2 separate regions of the Homo sapiens genome follow, and region 1 is linked to region 2. A link is a loop called in an ENCODE intact Hi-C map of the cell type or tissue named here. Cell type or tissue: PC-3. All regions are shown on one strand. Links, peaks and the distances in the headings refer to the core of each region. The heading gives the core; the rest is flanking DNA.

Evidence for each region. Peaks named below come from ENCODE experiments on the same cell type or tissue, not always from the same donor. Only the 100,000 strongest peaks of a DNase experiment are listed, where the experiment ranks them.
Region 1: a loop joins it to region 2, with 2.3 times the contacts of the local background. A loop is called at or near these places in 3 of 110 quality-filtered maps.

The regions. Positions count from the first base shown.
Region 1 is chr15:44,156,147-44,160,550 of GRCh38, reverse strand. The region is part of intron 1 of FRMD5 (FERM domain containing 5); the gene reads left to right. Among named protein-coding and RNA genes, the nearest start is that of FRMD5, 37 kb to the left of the region's middle. In PC-3, for the core only: no CTCF peak of the experiment used is centred there; a DNase peak (open chromatin) is centred at 2,620; H3K4me3 peaks cover 1,506 bases; H3K27ac peaks cover 3,436 bases.
Region 2 is chr15:44,100,979-44,105,382 of GRCh38, reverse strand. The region is part of intron 1 of FRMD5 (FERM domain containing 5); the gene reads left to right. Among named protein-coding and RNA genes, the nearest start is that of FRMD5, 92 kb to the left of the region's middle. In PC-3, for the core only: no CTCF peak of the experiment used is centred there; DNase peaks (open chromatin) are centred at 2,222, 2,582 and 3,222; H3K4me3 peaks cover 1,881 bases; H3K27ac peaks cover 3,596 bases.

The DNA.
Region 1 (4,404 bases), core at 164-4,163, 55 kb before region 2:
AACAGTATGAGCAATGTTTTGCTTTTGCTAAAATGTTTATAAACTGGTAAGCTGTAGGCTTTAGTAATCTGGAATCATACAAGAGGTTCCATTTGCATTTCAAAATGATTACAACTTATCCGTCCCTCTCCTCCCCACCTTTCAGGTTCTGTTCTATCCTGCAAAACTTTCCCAGTTATTTATTTATTTATTTTTTGAGATGGAGTCTCACTCTGTTGCCCAGGCTGGGTGCAGTGGCGCCATCTCGGCTCACTGCAACCTCTGCTTCCCGGGTTCAAGTGATTCTCCTGCCTCAGCCTCCTGAGTAGCTGGGACTACAGGTGCAAGTGGCACCACGCCCAGCTAATTTTTGTATTTTTAGTAGAGACAGGGTTTAACCATGTTGGCCAGGCTGGCCTCAAACTCCTGACCTCAAGTGATCTGCCCACCTCAGCCTCCCAAAGTGCTGGGATTATGGGCGTGAGCCACTGTGCCTGGCACTTCCCCAGTTATTTCTATGAGAACTAAATGTCAGCAGTGGCTACCGTGAAGGGTCAGCCATGCTACTTATTCATCTTTGGCTCACCCTTGATGATAGATGCTGCCACTTGAGGAGCCTCACTGAAGGTACTACTGAGAACCTCGGGACCTTGCGAGAGAAGCTACCCCCTGAGCCTGTCATAGCCCCTGATTGTCTGGGTGATAGTGCTGGATTCTATTTAAAGGTATGAAAAATGGCTTCCTCCTTAAATCTCAGCTGCTATTTGTTGCCTGGGCCTTGAAGCAGCACAAAGTCCACAGATCCACTTAAGAAATGAAGCAACTCCTCTAACTGCTAATCTTTATCCTTTGTCCACAAGCTTTCAAACTTGGCAGATCAAAGCAAGAATTACCAATGCTTCCTGATCCAACCTGATGCTTCTCCTATTTTCATTCTCTAGGTGACTTGGCAGTGTCATCTGCTTGATTGCTCAAGCACAAAACCTGAGAGGCATCTTAAACTCCTCTTGTTCCTTAACTTTAGGCTCCAAGATCCCTTCATTCTTCTTTCTTGCTGTCTTGGAAGTCAATTCATTCCTTTTGTCTCACTGCCTCTCAGAATTTAGACCTTAATTTCTCATCTGGAGATATCAGTAGCCTCCTAATCATTCCTGCCCCTTCCAGTCTTTCTTCCACCCTGGTTTAGCCTCCGTACTCCTTTACCATGGAATACAAAGCCCTTTATGGTCTAGCCCTGTTGCATCTCAGTCCTTTCTCTTGCCACTCAGTCTCCTCCACAGATACCTTATGTGGTGTTTCTACCCTCCCAAACGTGTGTGTATGGTAAAATACACATAAAATTTATCATTTTAAGTGTATAATTCAGTGACATTAGGTACACCAATAGAGATTTGTGTAACAAACACCACTCTCTATTTCCAGAATGTTTTCATCATCCCAAACAGAACATGTGTGTCTTTTTCCTCTGAATAGAATGCCCTGTTCCTCTGCTCCCATCCCTGTTCCTCCTAAGGATCTCTCTAGGCTTGGTTCTAGTGCTACATTGTCTGAGAAGATTTTCCCAGTCTTTTCAGACTTGAGTTAGGTGCTCATTTTTTTTGTCTTCCTATGCCATGCTGGGCATACTCCTGCCATGATACTTGCCCATGATATTGTGATTGTAGGTATGTGTGGCTCTTTCTTCCACTAGACTTTGAGGTCTTTGAATGAAGAGTCTGACTGAGTCTTTTATCTCTGCATCCTTAGCTTCTAGCACTATGCCTGCTGTGAATAAATGACTGGACTCAGCTTCCTATCAGCTATGCAAATTAGCTCTTGATCACATGCTAGCATTGAATGGAAATCAGGTAGCAGGTCTAAAAGAAATTTCGTAAATGTAGGCTCTTCTTTACATTAGGTATTCATGGAAATTTGTTTTTGAGGGCTGCTTTGAGTATGTAATTTCTCAGCAGTTGCACATAATCTTCTATGTTTATAATTTTAGTAATGGGTTGGGTCATGAGTATACAGTAATTAGGATAAGGTGACAAATATTAGGAAGAGTAAAAATTTTACAAAAAGCTGAAAATATATGTGGTCTTAAATATCCAGAACAGTTTCCAAGACTGTTTTATTTGTCAGGTTATGAGGTACAAAAGAAAGAAGGAACTGGAAGTCTTATTATTTTGGTGCTATTGGATAGAAAATCAGTGAAAAGACATTGGAATGAGTCAAGGTACTAGACAGGGCTTAAGGTCACAACAATTTTTTTCTCCCTTCTGTTCTATTTTTTCTCCTTTCTTTAGAACAGAAAATAGATGGGAACAATTCTTAAAAGTAGAACTGCTACTAAGTTCTCACAGTAGTAGTTTAATGTTTCTCTTGTGGTTATACCTCATCCTGGTGTGAGATGCTGAATTTGTCAAAGAGGGTGAGACAGAGGCTCTAAAATTCCTAGAATTAAAATTAGATATATGGATCTATTATCCATGGACTTTTATGTCACTTCTTTTGCCTTAAATCAAGTGAAGTAAAATCCTAAGCATACTATTTAAAATCCAGTTCCGCCAGATGCTCAACTAGAAAGGTCAATCTTTATCACTCCATTTACACTGAACAAACATATTTGTGGCAGCAAGAGATTGAATCAAGGGGAAAAAATGTAGTCCAGTAATGTGATTCAATTGTCTCATCAGGCATATGACTTGAACATAATTTGAAGGGTCCTTGAAGTTTCTTTTTTTTTAAGTTTGAAATCAGAAATTTGCAGTTGACACAACATGAGTCATGTAGATCTGATTGAATTTCCTGGATTTTCCTTTTCTTTCATCTCCTGAATTGTACTCTTTCATTTTCTTATTTGGAGTCTAGTGAAGAAAGGAAGTGAGACAAACTTAAAGTGAAATCAGATTGTACATTTGCATACCATAGAGCTAGTGGTATTTTTTATTTACAGTTTATGATATAAATGACTTAGCAATAGTTGTTTTTCACACAACACATTTAGAAATTTCTGTTTTAGCACATTGAACAATTAATTGCTTGATAGTGTGATTTACCTGCTTAGGACTTTTTAAGTCGTCATTATGAATTATATGAAGTATTATGTGAATACTACTACCTGTAGGATACTACAGTGGTACTAATAATTTAGACATCTATTAGGCTTTTCATATAATCACATGACCCAAAGTTATTTAAAGAGCAGTCTGAAGGTCCAGTTCCTAATGTGAGAGGACCTCACAGGTAGATTACAAATATAGAATATTGCCTGCATTGATACTGATTGATTACTCTTGAACATTTGGACATTGGATAAAATTTTTGAAGATAAGTGTTCATTGACATAAAGTATGCTTTACTTTTCATGAAGAAAGGAGGCTTCCTCTAGAGAAGTAGGAATTAAACATATCTGAAGGTGTCTGGATTTTAGCTCTCATAAAATAATACAGGTAAAAATTATTGTATGTATTTAATATGATATGTAGCTTGTAATCATAATGCCTTTTTTATTTGAGAAGGTTGACCTATTTTTAATGACAGAGAGAAAGGATGTAGTATGAAAAACTGATCTTTGTCTCATCCCTGACCTCCAATTCCCAGCTTGCCTGTTCAGAAAAACTACTGTTAACTAGTTTCTTATGTATCTAGAAGGGGCAGTTTATTTTTGCATTTTTATATATATATATTTTGGGACAAAATCTCTCTATGTTGCTCAGGCTGGTCATGAACTCTTGAGCTGGAGCAGTCCTCCTGCCTCAGTTTTCCAAGTAGCTGGTACTAGAGTAGAAGAGACAATTAAAAAGATACATTCCTGATGTGTATTACAGCACCAAACATATAATGGGTGTAAGTCAAGATGCATATCAAATCCTATTTTCATACTTCCAAATGACAGGGTAGAGATGAGATTTATGTTCATAAGCAACAGAAGCCTATCTGGGTCTAATAGGTATTCCTCAACTTTCTTAGATCATATATATGTTCCTGGAAACACATAAAAAAGTCAAATGTGTGAACCTCAAACATTGGACTCACATGTTTTAAGGGATGTTTAGAATACTAAAAGCTACTAAAAAATCCTCAACTTTGCCTTACTTTTTAAAGCACAATCTTTGGCCTCTATTTATAGTTAAAATTATTTATACGGGCTGGGCAAGGTGGCCCACGCCTGTAATCCCAGCACTTTGGGAGGCTGAGGTGGGTGGATCACTTGAGATCAGGAGTTTGAGGCCAGCCTGGCCAATATGGTGAAACCCCGTCTCTACTAAAAATACAACAGTTGGTTGGGCGTGGTGGCGCCTGCTTGTAGTCCCAGCTACTAGGGAGGCTGAGGCAGGAGAATCACCTGAACCTGGGAAGCAGAGGTTGCAGTGAGCCGAGATCATGCCACTGCACTCCTGTCTGGGTGACAGAGCGAGACTCTGTCTCAAAAAAAAAATTATA
Region 2 (4,404 bases), core at 215-4,214:
AATTTGAGCTGGGCACAGTGGCTCACACTTGTAATCTCAGCACTTTGGGAGGCTGAGGCAGGTGTATTACTTGAGCCCATGAGTTAGACACCAGCCTAGGCAACATGGCAAAACCCTGTTTCTACAAAAAATACAAAAATTAGCTGGGCGAGGTGTTGCGCGCTTGTGGTCCCAGCTACTCAAGAGGCTGAGGTGAGAAGATCACTTGAGCCTGGGACATCGAGGCTGCAGTGAGTTGTAACTGTGCCACTGCACTCCAGCCTGGGTGAGACCCTGTCTCAAAAAAAAAAAAAAAAGAAAAGAATTTGAGTGATATAGGCTCTTTACTACCATGTATGGTACTACTATGAAAGTTTTATCAGCATTATTCATGATAGCCAAAAAGTGGAAGTAACCCAAATATCTGTCAGCTGAGAAATGAATAAATAAAGTGTGGTATATCCATATAATGCAATATTGCCAATAAAAAGAAATATATGTTTTCTACATGGATGAGCCTCGAAAACGTTATGTTAAATGAAAGAAACCAATCGAGAAGACTACATATTGTATGATTCCAGTTACAGTCATGTGTCATTACTTAACAACAGGGTATGTTCTGAGAATAGGGTGATTTTGTTGTGTGAACATCATAGAGTGTACACAACCCTAGATGGCATAGCCTACTATATATACTACCCAGGTTATGTGGTATAGCCTATTGCTCTTAGGCTACAAACCTGTATAGCATGTTACTGTACTGAATACTATAGGCAGTTGGGACACAATGGTAAGTATTTGGGTATCTAAACATAAAAAAGTACAGTAAAACATCAAACATCTTTAACGTATGAAACATTAAAAATGGTACACCTATATGGGACACTTACCATGAATAGAGCTTGCAGGACTAGAAGTTGCTCTGGATGAATCAGTGAGTGAGTGGTGAATGAATATGAAGGTCTCAGACATTGATGTACACTACTATGGATTTAATAAACACTGTACACTTAAGCTACACTAAATTTATGTAAAAATTTTTTTCTTCAATAACAAATTAAGCTCAGCTTACTGTAACTTCATGAACTTTTAGAATATTTATACTTTTTGATTCTTTTATAATAACACCTAGCTTAAAATATAAACACATTGCACAGTTGTACAAAAACATTTAAAAATATTCTATAAGCTTTTCGCTATTTAAAATTTATTTTTACTTTTTAAACTTTGTTAAAAACTAAGGCAAACACACATTAACCTGGGCGTACACAAGGTCAGGATCATCATTATCACTGTCTTCAATCTCCATATCTTGTCCCACTGGAAGGTCTTCAGGGGAAATAACACACATGGTTAATGATAAAAAGTATAGTATAATAATACATAAAACAGTAATAGTCATTGCTATTATCAAGTGTTATTTACTGTACATAATTATATGTGCTATGCTTTTATATGACTGGCATTGCAGTAGGTTTGTTTACACCAGCATCATCACAAACATATGAGTAACGCATTACATTATGATGGCTATGACACCACTAGGCAATAAGAATTTTCAGCTTCCTTTTAGTCTTATGGGACCACTGTCATATATGAGATCCATTGTTGACCAAAATGTTGTATGAGCTGCATAACTGCATAGGCAAATCCATGGAGACAGAAAGTAGATTAATGGTTTTCCAAGACTGGGGAAGAAGGAAGTTGGGAAATGGGGAATGATTGCTTGCTAATGGATATGGGAGGATTTCTTTTTGGGGTGATGAAAATGTTCTAAAGTTGATTATGGCAAAGGTCGCACAACCTTATGTATGTACCAAAACCCACTGAATTATACACTTTAAATAGATGAATTGTATGGCATATGAGTTATCCCTCTATAAAGCTGTTTGATCTATCTGTATTTCAACAGTTAGAGTGATAACTTGAATATTGAAAACTTTGAAAATACATGTTGTGAGGGAAGGTAAAACGCCAAAGACTACATTTTACCAGTATATGTCTAATCAAAACTATTCCATAAAACTCCTTCCTAATTTGAATAGAATGATTTTTTCCTTTGAAGGTAAAAATCCTCTATATCTTTTACCATTTTATTAATATTTAATTCCTTCTTCCTTCTTTCTGGAGAAACTTTGGATTCTGACAGAGCTCCTTCTATACTGACCTGACAAGTTCTCAGAGACTGGTACTGTTGCAGCTAATGAGTCAAGTGGACACTCATGCTGGCTGTGTTCCCAAGACTATTCTTACATTAGGGCAAATGGCATGAGGACAATGCATCCAATGTATCAGGCACAAAGAGGTTTTTCTTCCTAATTGACCATGTGTGTCCTCCTTTCTTTGAATAATAGGAGGAAAATCTCCCTACCATGACTTTTGGAATTCCTTCCTTTCCCTCTCCTAGTACCCAAGGTTATGAGTGTAGGCAAGGCTTTTGTTCCAAAGCTGTCATCTCCTTTTATCAATTTCCCCTTTTCATTCCTTTTAGGTCTCCAAGCCTCAGAGCAGAAGGCTGTGACTAGTGAGCCTTTCTGATTTGTTTACTCATTCAGGCACACACAGTGAACAGCTGGGAGTCCAGCCAGTTTTGTTATACTGTTGCTTGTCTAAGTGATTCCCAAGTGAGTCAGTGAGACCTTAGGTCCAACTCTGACCATCCATTTGGTTAGTGGTTTGGGTAGGCTGTGGACTGGGAGGCTTTTTGAACTCTTACATGGTAGCTTTTGAGCCCTTACCCTTTTGTTCTGCAGGCAGAATGAAAGTCTGCTTGGGAACTCCTGAAAAGCCTCCCATCTTCAAACAAACACTATATTTAATTCCAAGCTAGGACAATTTCTTTCTTTCCTTTTCCTATGGAAGAGTAGTCTGTTTGTGAGATCTTCATTTCCATACCCTGATTTCTCCACAGCCCTGTTTCAATTAGCTTTTATTTCCATTGATTTGTCAGATCCGTTTACCAGAAGTACATTCTTAGATTGAGGACCTCCTTCATGCCAAAACCTTCTGTCCTCTTTTGACTTAACTTTATGTGATAATATTCCTGACAACTCCTTCCTTCTCAGAACTCAATCTTTCCTTGAGTGGAACTCAACTGATGCTTGTTGGATTTGACTATATTTTTCACACTGTAGCATCCAGGCTTACTTCTTACCTTTCAGCTGATTCATCTTTGTTTCTTGCATTGAACTACACATTCCTCACATTCTCTAATCAGAGTATTCTCTGAAGGTTCTACATGCCAGTGCATGATCAACTGCATCTGGTTTGTATTTAGACCTTGTGGTCCAGGGGAGTGGATATGTCCAAGAGGTTAAAGGTATGCAAAGAATGGATAATGGTGCCAAGTGGACTGCTTCTGCCATTGAGTGTGATACGGCAGTCACCATAAGAATAAATTACATGGCTTTCAACTAGTCAATAGTCCAAAGCTTTTCAACCCTGCAATACCTTAAGCCAGAGTTTCTAGACTTTGGTAGCGGTTTAAAATAGATTTCTGGAACACCTCCAAATCTGTGATTTAAACTGTCTTAAAGTTGGGCCCAGGAATCTGTGTTTTTGAAAAGCACCCAGGTGTTTCTGATAGAGTTGGTTCAGGCATCATTCTCAGAGGAAACAATGTCATAACCACCTTTCCTTTAGTAACAGGCTCCATCCCTAGAGATTTAGAAAGAACTAAGAGTAATCTGCAAAATATAGTAAAAGTTGCCTAGGACCTGGAATGTATCTACTTGTGAAGTAACAACAGTACTCATCATCTTATGTTTGTTCATCCTCACCTTGGGAACAAGTACATTCATTGTCATTTATAGAAAAGATCCAAAAGAAGCAGGCTTACCAGCTTTCATGATAAGTCTATTTTCACCTTCATAGGAGTTTCAGAATCATCTGTAAGAGGCCTGGAATCCAGAGGCACCCAAGGGAATTAGCAACAAGAAATACATAGTAAGTAGGTTAGTTAATGAGGCTATGGAGTTAGTATTGTTTTACAGTGTTTAAGATACTCTACTATGCCTACATTTTGGGAAAGATGTGTATCTTGTGACATTTGTACTTGATTTGGTTTGATTTCATACCCTGCCTGCTATCCACAAGCTTGCTTTATATTCTTTCTGGGGGAAAGCCCCTCAGAATCATGTGAATAGCTGCCAGGCCACAAAGCTGACTTCTCCACCCTGGCATCACAGAGTGGGAAAGACTAGTTTATTTCCTTCTTTTCTTTTTTCTTTTCTGTTTGTTTGTTGTTTTTTTTTTTGAGATGGAGTATCACTTGGTTGCCCAGGCTGGAGTGCAGTGGCGCGATCTCGGCTCACTGCAACCTCCGCCTCCTGAGTTCAAGGGATTCTCCTGCGTCAGCCTCCCGAGTAGCTGGGACTACAGGCGTGCACCATCACACCCGGCTAATTTTTGTATTTTTAGTAGGGA